Regions from separate parts of the Mus musculus genome. Here region 2 is linked to region 1. A link is a contact called in ENCODE Hi-C or POLR2A ChIA-PET data. All regions are on one chromosome and are shown on one strand. The core of a region is the stretch at or near the end of the contact, and the rest is flanking DNA. Distances in the headings are between cores, read along the strand shown.

Evidence for each region. A loop is a pair of places that touch in the nucleus more often than their neighbours do. ChIA-PET counts read pairs that join two places held with the same protein, here RNA polymerase II (POLR2A).
Region 2: a loop to region 1 is called in a map of v-Abl transformed pro-B cells, with 2.8 times the contacts of the local background. The contact joins the enhancer-like site here to the promoter of Snupn in region 1. A Hi-C loop is called at or near these places in 1 of 37 maps with a recorded cell type or tissue (v-Abl transformed pro-B cells). POLR2A ChIA-PET finds 5 or more read pairs at or near these places in 1 of 5 experiments (embryonic stem cell).

The regions. Positions count from the first base shown.
Region 1 is chr9:56,948,260-56,955,910 of GRCm38, forward strand. It overlaps Snupn (snurportin 1), which reads left to right and starts at 2,649. Exons shown (of 9, transcript NM_178374.4): 1 at 2,649-2,694.
Region 2 is chr9:57,421,588-57,429,238 of GRCm38, forward strand. All of the region lies in intron 3 of Ppcdc (phosphopantothenoylcysteine decarboxylase), which reads right to left. Among named protein-coding and RNA genes, the nearest start is that of Ppcdc, 15 kb to the right of the region's middle. Within about 2 kb of position 3,569, at least 1 of the 3 ENCODE cell types and tissues checked has a DNase peak (open chromatin) inside an H3K27ac peak, as active enhancers do.

The DNA of each region.
Region 1 (7,651 bases), core at 1,399-3,898:
CAGGAGTTCAAATCTCAGCAACCACATGGTGGCTCACAACCATCCGTAATGAGATCTGACTCCCTCTTCTGGTGTGTCTGAAGACAGCTACAGTGTACTTACATATAATAAATAAATAAATCTTAAAAAAAAAAAAACCTCTCCTCAGCCCAGTTCCTCTCTCAGCTCAGTTCTCACCTCCGTTCCTCTCACCTCAGTCCCTCAAATCTGACTCTTTGTCCTCAGACCTTAAACATCTTTAAGATTACATGATCATATGTTAAAAAGTACATCAAAAGTTCACATAGAAAATCAAATATAAATTGAAATAGAAGTTTACAACAGATTGTTTCCATGCATATCCATTAGGAGTAGTTATCTAGCTAAACATCCATCACTTGTCTCAGCTCCACAGGTTCACCGAAGGTTTAAAACCACAACTAAAAGCCGGGCGTGGTGGCGCACGCCTTTGATCCCAGCACTGGAGAGGCAAAGGCAGGCGGATTTCTGAGTTCGAGGCCAGCCTGGTCTACAAAGTGAGCTCCAGGACAGCCAGGGCTATACAGAGAAACCCTGTCTCAAAAAAAAAAAAAAAAAAAAAAACCCACAACTAAGTTATAAGTCAAGTTTTGTATAGATAAACCCAGTCAATATCTTATCTTCTGTCCTAGCACCTGTAATAAATCGTTAGTTCCCCTTTTATAATCTTTGGGTAATTGTTTTACAACCTCTTGGAATGTAGGAGAAAGTCTGGTTACCATCTAAGAGCAATTAACTGGTGACACTAGGGAGACTGGCAGAGTTCTCATTGCAGTTTTGACTATCAGAAAAGGACCTAATAGCAGTCCTATTATAAAAGAGCTTAATAGTCATGGATATAATTTTAGGAATTCTTATAGGATCATTATTAAGACTTAAGTCATCTATTTGTCTATATAGCATCACTAGAAGATAGTACAACTTCGTTGATTTACAGAGATCTACTCCAAAGGGGTGTGCTACTACTTAGTGATTGTTATATATATTTAATAATAACAGGAGAAGCATATTAATAGCAGGAATCTCTCCTAAAATGAGTCCCTTACAGCCTCGCTTAATAAGGGCTCACCTGTCACAAATTATATAATAATCCGAGCCGGGTGGTGGTGGCGCACGCCTTTAATTCCAGCACTTGGGAGGCAGAGGCAGGCGGATTTCTGAGTTCGAGGCCAGCCTGGTCTACAAAGTGAGTTCCAGGACAGCCAGGGCTATACAGAGAAACCCTGTCTCGAAAAACCAAAAAAAAAAAAAAAAAAAAAGAAAAGAAAAAATAATAATAATCCGAAGCAGGCCACTTCAGGATGATCAACTGCTAGTTATTAGCTTGTCCCATTATGGTTCCTGACAACCCTGGCCAAATTACTCCCCCACCACCACCCACAGGGCTCCTGACTTTCCAGGAACTCTGCAGACCAGGCTGTCCTTTAACTTAGAGATCTGCCTTTCTCTGCCTCTTGAAAGCTGGCATTAAAGGCATGTGCTAGCACTACCAGCCAGTCCTGCTTTCACCCCCTGTTGTTCGATTACAGGGTGGTGCCACTGCAAGTTTAGCGCAGGCTATACAAACACATTGATTGCTGAGCAACATCCCTAGCCACACCCCAGTTCATTGAGGTGTTAGAAGCAACGCATCTGGCTCACATTATAAGCATTAAGTAGCAAGTCCTGTTTTCATTTTACATGCTAGAAGTCTTACCCTGCAGACACGATGTATGGGTTTGCTTAGGGTCTCCTAAATCTCGGTCACTCATGTAACTACTTTCAAACCGGACTAAGTGCTGCACTCAAATGCTGAACGTTACCTATCAGGAATCGAGCCAGGTCCCTTTCCGCGTCATGTTAGAAAGGAGAATAGGGATAGCAGTGGTGGCGCACGCCTGCACGCCTTTAATCCCAGCACTCGGGAGGCAGAAGCAGGCGGATTTCAGAGTTCGAGGCCAGCCTGGTCTACAAAGTGAGTTCCAGGACAGCCAGGGCTATACAAAGAAAGAGAGAGAGAGAGAGAGAGAGAGAGAGAGAGAGAGAGAGAGAGGAAGAGAGAGAGAAAGAGAGAGAAAGAGAGAGAGAAAGAGAAAGAGAGAGAAAGAAAGAAAGAAAGAAAGAAAGAAAAAGAAAGAAAGAGAGAAGAGAGAGAAAGGAGAGAGAGAAAGAGAGAGAGAAAGAAAGAAAGAAAGAGAAAGAAAGAAAGAAAGAAAGAAAGAAAGAAAGAAAGAAAGAAAGAAAGAAAGGGAAAGGAAAAAGGAAGGGAAGAAACGTTTATTAGTTCGAAACCTGAAAGCCATTCAGAAAATCGCACAAGCAAGACAAAAGGGCTGTCAGTGCAACTCTCGAGTTTGGGCACACCCGGAGAGGTGGCGGCCACGAAGTCACGGTTTTGTCAGTGAAAGGATCCGGGGCAAGTTTGCGATCAGTACTGAAGGCTCCGTATCGCGGACAATCTCGCTAGAATCCCGAAAAAGCCTAAACCAAATCTGGAAGCCCCTCCCTAGGGAGAAGAGTCGCTCAGTTCAGGGCGGAAGTAATGTCCTGCCCGACTCAACTCCCGCGATGCACCACGGTAGGCGGAGCCGGAAGTTCGAGTGCAAGCTTGAGCGGGGCGTGTCTAGCTCCGCTAAGGCACCTAATTGGTCAGTCGGCACAGGCACTGGCGGCGTGCGCGAGTGGTACGGACGTGCGGTAAGTCTGGCCCTGTCTAGTTTGGCGTTCTCTCAGCCGCAAGCTCAAACTTCTTCTGATGACCCAGGGCTGGCTTCGCAGCCGTTACCTGGGGAGGCTGGCCAGTCTTGGGGACTTGGACTTGGCCATATTTTTGTCGTTGTATTCCAGGCAGTCTGGCTCAAACTCATGAGGAACATTTATGTGTGGCAGGGAGAATTCTGTAACCGAAAGACAAACGACTCCATTGCTAGAGAGACAGTAGCGGGGAGGGCGGCAGAGTTCACGGACGTGTGGTGGGAGCATCTATTGGGCTGGAGAAGAGGCTTGGGTGAGCCTGACACTTAGGAATTAGTTCGCTTCTTTTCCTCGGCCTCCTGCCTTGCTGCCATTGCAGGTGTATGACACGTAAGGTCCTGTTAGGGATCATTTCTATGGCATACTTCAGGATACCTTGACGGGGAAGCTCAGTAATTATCTACTGAATACTCCCGGTTATTTTACAAACACTCTGATGCACACCTTAAATCCACACTGATAATAGTCACTTTTAACAAATTTTCTTAGAAAGTATTCTTAGCCGGGTGTGGTGGTTGCATACCTTTAATCTCAGCACTCAGAAGGCAGGCAGGTCTCTATGAGTTCGAGGCCAGCCTGGACTACAAGGAGAGTTCCAGGACAGAAAACCTGTCCCCAAAACAAAACAAAACAGAAAAAAAAAAAAGTATTTTTAATGTCTTAGGATATAGGAATGCAGCTTTCTTCTTTTTCTCCTGGGTTTCAGACCCAAGGCTTGGTGCAAATATGGTGCGCACTTTGGCAAGTACTTTACCAAGTGGAGGTATGGCACCATCCTTTGTTCTTTTATTTGTTTATTTTCCTATATGCATATGTGTATGTGTGTTTTGCCTACATGTCTGCACACCACATGGGTGCCATGCTGGGAAGAAAGTCAGAAGAGAGTTCCAGTTAGTTCCCTGGAATTGGTTTACAGGTGGTCATGAATTACCACATGAAACCCAGGTCCTCTGGAAGAGCAACCAGTACTCTCTTTTTTTTTTTTTTTTTTAACTAGTGCTGTGTGTGTTTTTAAGATTTATTTATTTTTATTTATATGAGTACACTGCAACTGTCTTCAGACACACACTAGAAGAGTGCATCAGATCTCATTACAGATGGTTGTGAGCCACCATGTGGTTGCTGGGAATTGAACTCAGGACCTCTGGCAGAGCAGTCAGTGCTCTGAACCGCCAAGCCATCTCTCCAGCCCCGCAACCAGTACTTTTAACCTAATGGCTGAACCATCTCTCCAGTACCCTTCCACCCTGTCCTATCCTGTCCTGTGCATTCTTGCAAGATGGAAACAGTTGATAACAGTGTAAAGGTACTTCCCACTGCAGAACTGTATATTTGAATGGTTAAGATGCTCACTAACCTCACTCCATCCCCAAATCAATCAAAACCAAGCACTGTCACTGGGCTACAAAGCCAGCTGCTTAGCTACATTGACGGACCAGATTGCAGAACTGGGAATTGGACCTAGGGACATCACACATGCAATGGAAACACTCCTCTATTGAGTTATAATTCCAGCTACCCCCTTTAAAAAACGATTTAGTTTATTACGTGCCTCACTATATGTATGTGTGCCATGTGCTTGTCTAGTGCTCACAGAGGCCAGAAGAGAGTATCAGATTTGTTGTGAGCCACTGTGTTGGTGCTGGGGATTGAATCTAATTCCTCCGTAAGAGTGACAAGTGCTCCTAGCTCCTGAGCCATTTCTCCAGCCTGTTTTTTTTTTTTTTTTTTTTTTTTTGAGACAGGGTCTCAATAGACCCACACATATCTAGAATTCCCTAAGAATCTGAGACTGACTTTGAATTGCTGGTCCGCCCTTCCTGCCATCCTCCATGATCCCCCCCAGTGCTGGGATTTTAGGTATTGGTGAGCCTGGTTCCAACCTGTTTTCTTTTTCTTTCTGAGATAATTAAGGTCTTGCCAGGTTAGCAGGCTGGTTGTGCGCTTACTCTGTAGCCCATCCAGGCCTTTAACTTGTCATCCTCATTCCTCACCCTGTGAAGTGAGGTCATGATATTATAGGTGTGAATCACCACATTTTTGTTGTTTGAGAACACGGTCTCTCTAGTGTATTCCTGACTGTCTTGGAGCTCATTATATAAACCAGCCTGGCCTTCAGTTTGCAGTGATCCTTCTGGGTGCTGTGGTTATGTGACTGTGCTTCTGTACCTGGCTACCACCTTTTTAGTCACGTGTTCTCCCTGTTGTACCTTTCTCCCAGCCTTCTTTCTGCTCTCCTGTCACATATGTTCTCCCCCAAACCCCTGTTTTTTTTTTTTTTAAACATCTTTTTTACCCCCACATTTTTTTATTAGATATTTTTTTCATTTACTTTTTTTTTTGGTTTTTCAAGACAGGGCTTCTCTGTGTAGCCCTGGCTGTCCTGGAACTCACTCTGTAGACCAGGCTAGCCTCGAACTCAGAACTCCACCTGCCTCTGCCTCCCAAGTGCTGGGCTTAAAGGTGTGCACCACCACACCCTGCTATCAATTATTATCATTACCTCACTTAAAACAATGCTTTATAGATCCAGGGTCTCATGTTAGTCAGCCCTGCGTGGCCTGGAACTCACAAAGATCTGCCTCCCAAGTGCTGGGATTAAAGGTGTGCTAACCTGGCTGTTGTGTGCCATATTTTTATCACCTCTTCTGTTCCATTTCTAAGCTGGTCCCATTTCTTTGGTATTGTGAATAATGCAGCAATAAACATGGATCTGCACATGTCTGTAACTCCAGTTCCAGGGACCTGATGCCCTCTTCTGGCCTCTGATTGCATCAGGCTTGTTCATGTTGCATGTATATACACACAGGCAAAACACTCATACATAGAAAATGGAAAATAAAAGTAAGTCTTTTTAAAGAGGGAGAGGACCAAAAAATAAAAATAAAAAAATTAAAAATAAAAAAAGCCACCACCACCAAAAAACCCCACACATAACAGGAAAGCAGAAAGAAGGCTGGGAAGACATAGCCTCCTTTGGGTATACATCCAGAAGCAGTGTCTTCGTTAGCTTTTTGTTTTTGTTTTGTTTTGTTTTTCTTCAAAACAGGGTTTCTCTGTATAGCCCTGGCTGTCCTGGAACTCACTTTGTAGACCAAGCTGACCTCGAACTCAGAAATCCGCCTATGTCTGCCTCCCAAGTGCTGGGATTAAAAGCGTGTGCCACCACACCCACCCTTAGTTAGCTTTTTATTTCTGTAATAAAACACTATAACCAAAATCAACTTAAAGAGAAAAGGGTTTACAATTCCAGCTAACAGTCTGTCACTGAGGGAGTGAGGGCAGTAACTTGGAGGCAGAAACTGATGCAGAGGCTATGGAGGAATTTTCCTTATTGGCTTGCTTTTCAAGGCTTACTCAGCCTCATTTCTTGTAGCACGAAGGATCACCTACCTGCCCGAGGGCACTGCCCATAGTGGACTGGGTCAAGAAAAGTACCACAACCAAACATTAGACAGAGCTCGAGAAGTCTTGTGGAAGAGTTGGGGAGAAGGATTGAAGAACCCAGAGGGGATGGGGACTCCATAAGACCAATAGAGTAAATTAACCCGGTACCTAGGGAGACTTTCCATTCTCAGGGGTGAAGGAGAGGGAGGACTGGGAGGCTGGGAGGGTGTTGTGATCAGGATGTAAAATGAATAAATACATTAATTAATTGGGGAAAATGTACCACAAGCTTGCTTACAGGCCAGCCTGGTGGGGACACTTTCCTTTTCTTTGTTTTTTTTGAAATGTTGCCCCAGCTGTCCTGGAACTCTATGTAAACTGGATTTGCCTCTGTCTCCTAAGTGCTGGAATTAAGGCCACGTGTGTCACCATGCCTGGCCTTGGTTCTTTCTTTCTAAAAATTATTTTTTAAACAATTTTTAAAGATTTATTTGTTTATTTTATATATATGAGTACACCATTGCTCTCCTCAGACCCCATTACAGATGGTTGTGAACCACCATGTGGTTCCTGGGAATTGAACCCAGGACCTCTGGAAGAGCAGTCAGTGCTCTTAACCACTGAGCCATCTCTCCAGCCCTTCTTTCCTTTTTAAATTATTTATTTATTCATTTATATCTGTATGTGTATATGTTTGTCTAAGTGTATGTTTGTGCAGCAAGCGAGTGTAGGAGACCTTGGAATTCAGAAGAAGCCATTGAGCCCTGGAACTGGGAGTTACAGGCTGTGGTGAGCTTTCAGTTAAATCCAGGTCTCCTACAAGAGCAGTAAGTGCTCTTAACTGCTGAGCTGACTCTCCTGCTCATGGGACATTTTTTTAAAAATTGATGTTCTTTGTTCCAAGATGACTCTGGTTTTTGTCATAGTTGTCATAAAATTAGCCAGCACAAATGGTATTGCTGTGTCATTTATATAGCTCTATTTAAAAATTTTTTTTAGAAATATCTATACTGATTTCCATAATAGCTAAGCAGTCCTATACTGCCACCATCATAATTATAAATTCATATTTCCGCAATCCTCTCCAGTATTTGTTATTTGTTTTGTTTGTGATAGCTATTCTGATTGTACTGAGATGAAATATCAAAGTGTTGTTTTTTTTAAAGATATATTTATTTGTTTTATGTACATGAGTACACTGTATCTGTCTTCAGACACACCAGAAGAGGGCACCAGATCTCATTACAGATGGTCGTGAGCCACTATGTGATTGCTGGGAATTGAACTCAGGACCTCTGGAAGAGCAGTCAGGGCTCTTAACTGTAACTGCTGAGCCATCTCTCCAGACCCATCAAAGTGTTTTTTAATTAAAATTGTATTTTTTTATTTGTATGAGCACTTGCCTGCATGTATGTGTTGCCTTATATCCATGGAGATCAGAAGAGGCCAGACCTGGAGTTACAAAAGATTAAGAATGACCACGTGGGCGCTGTGAACTGACCCTGGGACCTCT
Region 2 (7,651 bases), core at 2,319-4,818, 470 kb after region 1:
GGGGTGGGTGGGGGGGTGGGTGACCAAGGAGACTCACAGGGCCAAGTCGTGGGCCCTACGGTGCCACAATCCATGTTCCATTGAGACAGCAGAGTCCCCTCACCTACTTTCAGAAACAAGGTCTGGTGTGGGAAGGGGCCTCAGGCTGCAGACAGGCTCTGGGAAAATAAAATCTGTGCCCTCGTTGGGGAGAATGAGTGTCTTCACCCTGTCAATCACTGGAAAAGTATTGACGCAAATGAGGGGGCTGTTTAACCTGTGTTAAAGCACTGACTCAGGGAAGGACATTCATCAAGGAGGAAGGCCAGTCAAGGGTGACAGAAAGAATCATTTGACAGCCATGGCTGTGGGCAAAGGCCACAGTGTCTGACCATGGGCCGTCACGTAGCCTAGACAGCTGTAAGAAGTTTTAATGAATGTATAAATTGGAAGATCTCAGAAAGGAAATTCAGTATCCTGGCCGCTGGAGAAACCCTGACAGCTCCAATTCTGCTGCATCCACTTGGCTGCCTGATAAGAACTTGGTGATTCAGGTCGAGGGAGCCTCTCTGCACATAGCCAGGTCACCAGCCCTTCCCTTGGCTGTTTCTCCCCTACACAGAGTGGGGTGGGGTGGGGTGGGGGGACCATGCTCTGCACAGCTCTTTTTTTTTTTTTTTTAAAGATTTATTTATTTATTATATGTAAGTACACTGTAGCTGTCTTCAGACACACCAGAAGAGGGAGTCAGATATCGTTAGGGATGGTTGTGAGCCACCATGTGGTTGCTGGGATTTGAACTCAGGACCTTCGGAAGAGCAGTCGGGTACTCTTACCTGCTGAGCCATCTCATCAGCCCTCTGCACAACTCTTTAGAGCCAAGCTGGGGCAAAAAGCAGACATCTCAAAGATGAAGGCTAAGGAGTAGCCGCAGGTCTAAAGTTTTCAGAATTCTTCACCTGTCCCTTGTGCCTCACGTCTCCTACTTACCATCCCTAATCATACCCAAAACCTCAGGGATGTTTTTAGATAGCCTTTAAACCAGTGGTATGCATCCTGTGGGTCTCAACCCCTTTGAGGATAGAACATCCCTATCACAGGGGTCACCTAAGACCATCTGTATATCAGATATTTACATTACAATCCATAACAGTAGCAAAATGACAGTTACGAAGTAGCAGAGGAAATAACTTTATGGTTGAGGTCACCACAACATAAGGAGCTGTATTCAGGAGTACAGTGTTAGGAAGAGTGAGAACCACTGCTTTAAACTAGACCTTCACTGAGGTGGCCTCTCTTACGGCACCCAGGAACAACCTTGCCAGTTCTGAGCAATGGCAGAGAGAATGGACGAAAGGGGAGACCATGTAAGGGTCAAGACAATGAAAAGCTCAAGTATGGGCTTAATACGTTACACTGTGAGAATGACACATGAACTCCATCACAGGTAACTTTCCAAGTAGAAGGAAAGTCAGTCTATATAACAAAGGAATGAAAAGGGAAAGCAGCAGAGAGAAGACAGAGTCGGTAGAAAGAACTAAGTACAACGCCAGGGGTAGCCACATGTGGTGGCACATACCTGCAATCTCAGCACTCAAAAGGCAGAGGCAGGAGGACTATGAGTTCAAAGCCAGCCCAGGCTACATAGTGACACTGTCTCAAAACCAGAGGGGACTGGGGATATAGCTCAGTTGGTAGAGTGCTTGTCTCTCTTGCACACAGCCCTAAGTCTGATCCCCACACTGCGTAAAACCAGGCAGGGTGTCACACACCTGTGATCCCTCCACTTAGGGAGGTGTAGACGCAAGATCAGAAATTCAAGGTACATTTGGCAAAATAGTGAAGTCTAGTTCAAAGTCATCTGGGGATATGTGAGACTGTCCAAGGAAAAAAGGGGGGCTGGAAAAAGAAGAAGTTAGGAAATAGGCTCATCGTAGAGGCCCTGGGTTCAATTCCCAACATGGAAAAAATATAGATGGCAGAACTAGGTCCAAATGTGATCAATGTAAATACATAATAATCTGCACATCACTACACATTGTCTGGGCTGACAGGACTGCTCAGTGGGTACAGGCACTTGACACTAAACCTAGACATGAGTTCAATTCCTAGAATCCGATGCTGGAAAGAGAGAACTGACTCCCTCAAATGGTCCTCTGATCTCTCCATACATGCAGTGTATGTACACATACAAGATAAATAAATAAACATGTAAAAAACAATCACATCTTCACTCAAGCTGGGTACAGTGGCCCATGCCCACAACCCAGCTTTTCAGGAGGCTAAGGCAGGAGGCTAGGAAGTCCCCTTGGGAACTTGGTAAAGCTCTGTTTCAAAATAAGAAGGAAAAGAACTGGCAGTGTTGCTCAGTGGTAGTGTTTGCCTAGCTCGCATGAACCCTTTGTTTGATATCCAATACTATAAATAGAATAATAATACATAATACATTTCGGCCAAGTAAAGTAAATGAAACTCTGAAGGACAGAGGAGGGAATGACAGCAGTGATGACCCATCAACACACTTCTGGGAAATTAAAGTGGGAGGAAACATGAGCAGATGAGATTAGAAGACCGAATGATCAAGACCCAGAACATCAATGAGAACAAGCCCGCCAGAGGAAAGGAGGGAGGCAGCCCAGGGAGCAGAGGAGCAGCCCAGCCCAGCAGCCCTCTGAGCTGTCAACCAGCAGCCAAGCAGCCCTGGGCTAGAGGTCATCTACAGGAATCCCAGGCACGGGCATTCCCAACCAAGCTCGCAACACTGTGTCTACAGGCAGGAGACCCGGGAGCCTTCTGGAAAACCCAACCACCCTTGGACTACTAGGGGGTTTTCAGGGAAGAAATTGTGAGGTACTAAATACTGAAGGCTCCCAACCGAATCTTTCATTCCCAACTGAGTCTGGGCACCCAGCTTTTCACGACTAAATAGGCGCAGCTAAAGAATATCAGACATTTGAAGAGAACCCTCTCCATTAGAAAACAAAATCAAACAACTAAATGCAGAAACTCAAGACGATGCAAGGCGAGAGCTCAGAGCTGAGGGATGCACCCAGCAGACGCTGACCTAGTGCTGTATTTCTTTTCATGTGTATGGGTATTTTGCCTGCATGTATATCCAAGCACCATGAGCATGCAGTGCCTTCAAAGGCTAGAAAAGCAGACCCCACCCCAGGGCTGAAATTACAGACAGTTATGAGCTATCCATGTCCTGGGAATTGAACCCGTGTCTTTTGTAAGAGTAGCCAGGACCTTCACTGGTGAGCCACCTCTAGAGCTCCATAGTGCTATTTTTTTAAAGATCTATTTAGAGACCAAAAAGAACTCCTGGAAATTAAAATTATAAAGAAATATGAAATTCAATGTACCTCATCTGGACAGCAAAGTAGAGCAGACCCTATGTGGAGGGGTGGGTGCAGGTGAGTCTGGAAGGGCTGGCCCTGCCGCTCACTGGCTGCAGCACTCGGGAGAGTGGGTCCTGCACCTCCCCTGGGCAAAGGCACAGGTAAGCCACCACCCAGGACTTGAGAGCAGGAGAGCTGACCCTGCCCGTTACTGGCTGAGGCACGGGCTGAGCTAGCAAGGGCAATACTGGAGAGCTGGCTGGCCCTGGTGGTTTGAGCACAGGAGAGCTGGCGAGCTGACCAGACCAGCTGCCTCCCAGTCCCAGACCCAGGGTTCATCTAGGATCTGCTGGAGCCTGTGAAAGGGCTGGGCCTGCAGACCCAAAGCTACAGGATCTCTATGACACCAGGCAATGTCAGGATATCCGGGAGAAGTTCCTGTGAGGATCTGGTAGAGATGGTGTGGCAGAGGCCAGAGGCCCCAAGGCAGACTCATGACTCATTGCAGGGAACATTTGCAAGTGGAGATGTGTGACACACTGTGACACAGCACAGCTTCCACAAGATTTTCTTTTTATTCTATTTTGTTTTGTTTTCTCTGCAGGGTGTGGGGGTCTGTATGGGTGGGAGGAAGACAGGAAGGGACTGGGAGACATTTGGGGTGCGTGATGTCAAATTCTCTGGGAATCAACAAAAAATTAAAAAAAAAAAAAATGCAGTGCACTGGGCATGGTGGCTCACGTCCTTAATCCCAGTACTTCGGTAGCAGAGGCCATAGGATCTCTGAGAGATCAAGGCCAGGCTGATGTACTTAGTGAGGTCCTGACCAGCCAAGTCTATACAGCGAGACTCTTGAGACAAGAGCCAAAAAGCAATCTTAAACATTTTACAAAACAAAACAAACTAATAGAGTTAACTCAATGCAAAGTTGGTATATACTTGAACAAAAATATAAAACTATGAAAAAAATACCAGAAGACCAATGAGGGGAGGGGAATCTGACTAATAAATTCCACAAGGGAAAAACAGGAAAATGTGGCAAAACAAAACAAAACAAAACAAAACACAAAAAGAAAAAATCAAACCTGTTAAATTAAGCCAGGTGTGGTGACAATACCTAGAGTCTCGGCACTGAAAGTTGAGGCAGGAGGGCATGAATTTGGGACTAGCTCATGGCACACAGCAAGACCCTGTCTCAAAAACAGAAAAAAAAAAAAAAAAAAAAAAAAAGAGGGTTGGGGGATGAAGGGAGAAGGGTAGAAGAGGAAGGAGAGGGAAAGGAGGAGCCTGAGGTACAGAGACCCTGTCTCAGAAGATGCACACCGGCACAGAGCACCGACCACGACTCCCACCAGTACATATGGGGTTGGCAATCAGCAAGAGCTCCGCGAAGTCCTCGTCCGTGCAATCAGGCATGTCATCCCTCAGTTTTCTCATAAATGCCCACTTAACAGAGCCAGCTGTCTGCCTGGTCTATGGCAGCTCCTAGAATCTTAATTCTGCTATTCTGCCTGGCTTCCTCTCCACCTGTAACCACCATCAGTATGCCCCAAAGCCCCCAAAGATGCTGAGTCAGTTGAGGACAAGAGACCTCCCACAAGGCCACGTGTTAGGAGGAAAGAAAGAGGGATAAAAGAGAATCGGGATTGTACCCTTCTCGTTTGCGTGTGACACAGGGTCTCAGGTATTCCGAGCTGGCCTTGAACATCCTATAAATCCAAGGATGACCCTGAACTTCTAATCTTCCTGAGTGCTGGTATTATAGAGTTCTATCATCTCTCACATTTTACCTGGTTGTGGGGATCGACAAAGGGCTTTGAGCATGTACTCTACCAACTGAGCTGCATCCCAACAGGAACAGCCTTTTTCTAATAGGATCTTTCACTGGTTACAAACAGCCTGACAAACATCTCCAGGGGTCTAGGAAGATATCCATTAAAGATCTCCTCTAGGGCTAGGAGATTCAGCTAAGAGATCGAGTGCTTACCTAACACCTAAAGCCAAAATTACAGTCTCAAGTCTAAGTTATGGCTTAAGGGCTGAAGAGATGGCTTGCTGCTGTGCCAGAGCACCCAGGTTCAGCTTCCAAGCATCCACACGGCAGTTCACAACTGGTCTGTAACTCCAGCTCTATGGGATCTGATGCTCTTCTCTAGCTTCTGAAGTCATATGCACACATATGAATAAAATTGGTCCTACCAGCTGGGCGTGGTGGTGCACGCCTTTAATCCCAGCACTTGGGAGGCAGAGGCAGGCGGATTTCTGAGTTCAAGGCCAGCCTGGTCTACAGAGTGAGTTCCAGGACAGCCAGGGCTGCACAGAGAAACCCTGTCTCAAAAAAAAAAAAAAAAAAAAAAAAAAAAAAAAAAAAAAACCACCACCAACAACAAAATTGGTCCTACCATGCCTGATCCCAGTGAGCCCTACAGAACTCACGTTTCTTTTCTTCTCTTTTCTTTTTTTAATAAGGCATTCTGACTATGCAGTCCTGGCTGACCTGGAAATCACAGAGATTCACCTGCCTCTGTCTCATGAGTGTGGAGAATAAAGGCACACGCCACCTGCTTTGTGGTTGTTAAGACAAGGTTTCATGCAGCCCAGACTTAACACACTGCAGTAAGGGATTTTCGCCCTCCGTTTCTAAGAACTTCCCAGTCATCTGTGAACACTGGGTCTATACTTTCTCCGCTGTAAGCCTCCTTGGAAAGCTACTCTCTGAAGATCAAAGGACTCCACTCTAATCTCAAAAGCCTCTGCCAGCTGTAAGGAAAGACTCTACCTAGGGCTAGCTCGGAATCATCCCAAATTGGTACTGTTCTTGCTTAGGGGGTCCTGGCTTCCTCTGGCGCCTCACTTGCTTTCCTCTCCAAACATCCTTCAATACCCCAGTGCCTTCACGTTGCCTTTCCACAAACATGCCACCTCCAGAGGATCTCCTGGTCAGCCTGGATCCACAGATGACCTGGATCATCCTTTAGGGCTCCTACCCTAAGCAACAACTCTACTTGAGATCTTTCCTTCAAGATTTTTGCACTACTTCTTAGCCAGTCCACACTCTGGCTACCCTCCCAAGGTATACAGCCTCGCTGCTAGGGAACCTCCTGGGGGGAATGTATTCACCTAAGGAGTAATGTGGCGTATATCTGATAGGCAGGGCTTCCCTATGCCCTTCCCCACCCCCAGTGCTAACAGGCAAGCCCAGGCTAGTTTCTCTGGTTTTAAAGAGATGCCATTTGATCTGACTCATCAGCCCTGTCGGGTTTGTTCTTTCACCTTCATTCACTTAGCAAAAAGGTCCTGAGTGCCAAGGGTTGGGGGGGTCCTGGATCAGCACATGCACACATGCACACACACGTGCACACTTGTGCATGTACACACACACACACACACACACACACCACACCACACTATATACTATTCATTCATTCATTCACATCAGGCAATAAATGCTAAGGCGTTCTGGCAGGGCAGAAAACGTCCTGAAGGCAGAACCCCCCCCCCCCCATGCTTTCTCTGAAATCCTGTGGGTCCTGGTGGAATAGAGCTGTGCATTAAATCTCCCCCACACTGCATAACTCCCGAGAGTCAGCTCTGTGCTTGGTCCCCTACCGAGATCCCTCTGAAGATTAGGTTTTGTATCAAGTATTTTTAACTGGTACTTCTTTGTGCGATGTGACTGAAGCCTGGCCAGACATGATTGCATAAGCTGTCTGCATTGTGTCTAGCATTTATAGAGATTCCTTCCTGAAACCAGTTCACGAGGCTGGTTTCCTTTTCTCTGCTGAATCTGGAATCTGGGTCTCTGGAAAGATGGGGGAGGGAGAGGGCAATGGAAACAGAATTCTCAGTGATGCCTCTACTTTAGGGCCCTAGTCTGGTCCAGGCTATGGCAGAGAACAAAGAAACCTATGTAGATATACTTCACAGTCATAGTGTGAGACAATCCCATGGCCTCCATCCCTGCTCTCTACTAGTAACCAAGACTTGTCTCTGCACATTGTTCAGGGGTCCCTAGAGACATGGCTGCTCTAGTAGAGAACCATGAACTCAAAACATTAACCAGTAAGAACTCATGGTAATAATGGAACCAGCTCTGTGCACTGTTTTGAAGTCTCCGCACAGGCAGAGAGGGGAGTCTCTCGCCTGCATGTGATAACGTTCCCACAGGAGCAAAGGACTTGAAAGAGGAAATACCCCCTGCATCAGTTACTTAATCTATGGCTGTGATAGACCACTATGACCAAAGCTACTTAGAGAAGGAAGGGTTTATTGGGGCTGCTGGTTCCTCCAGCTGGTAAGAGTCCCTCATCATTACTATAGAGGAGCAGCCA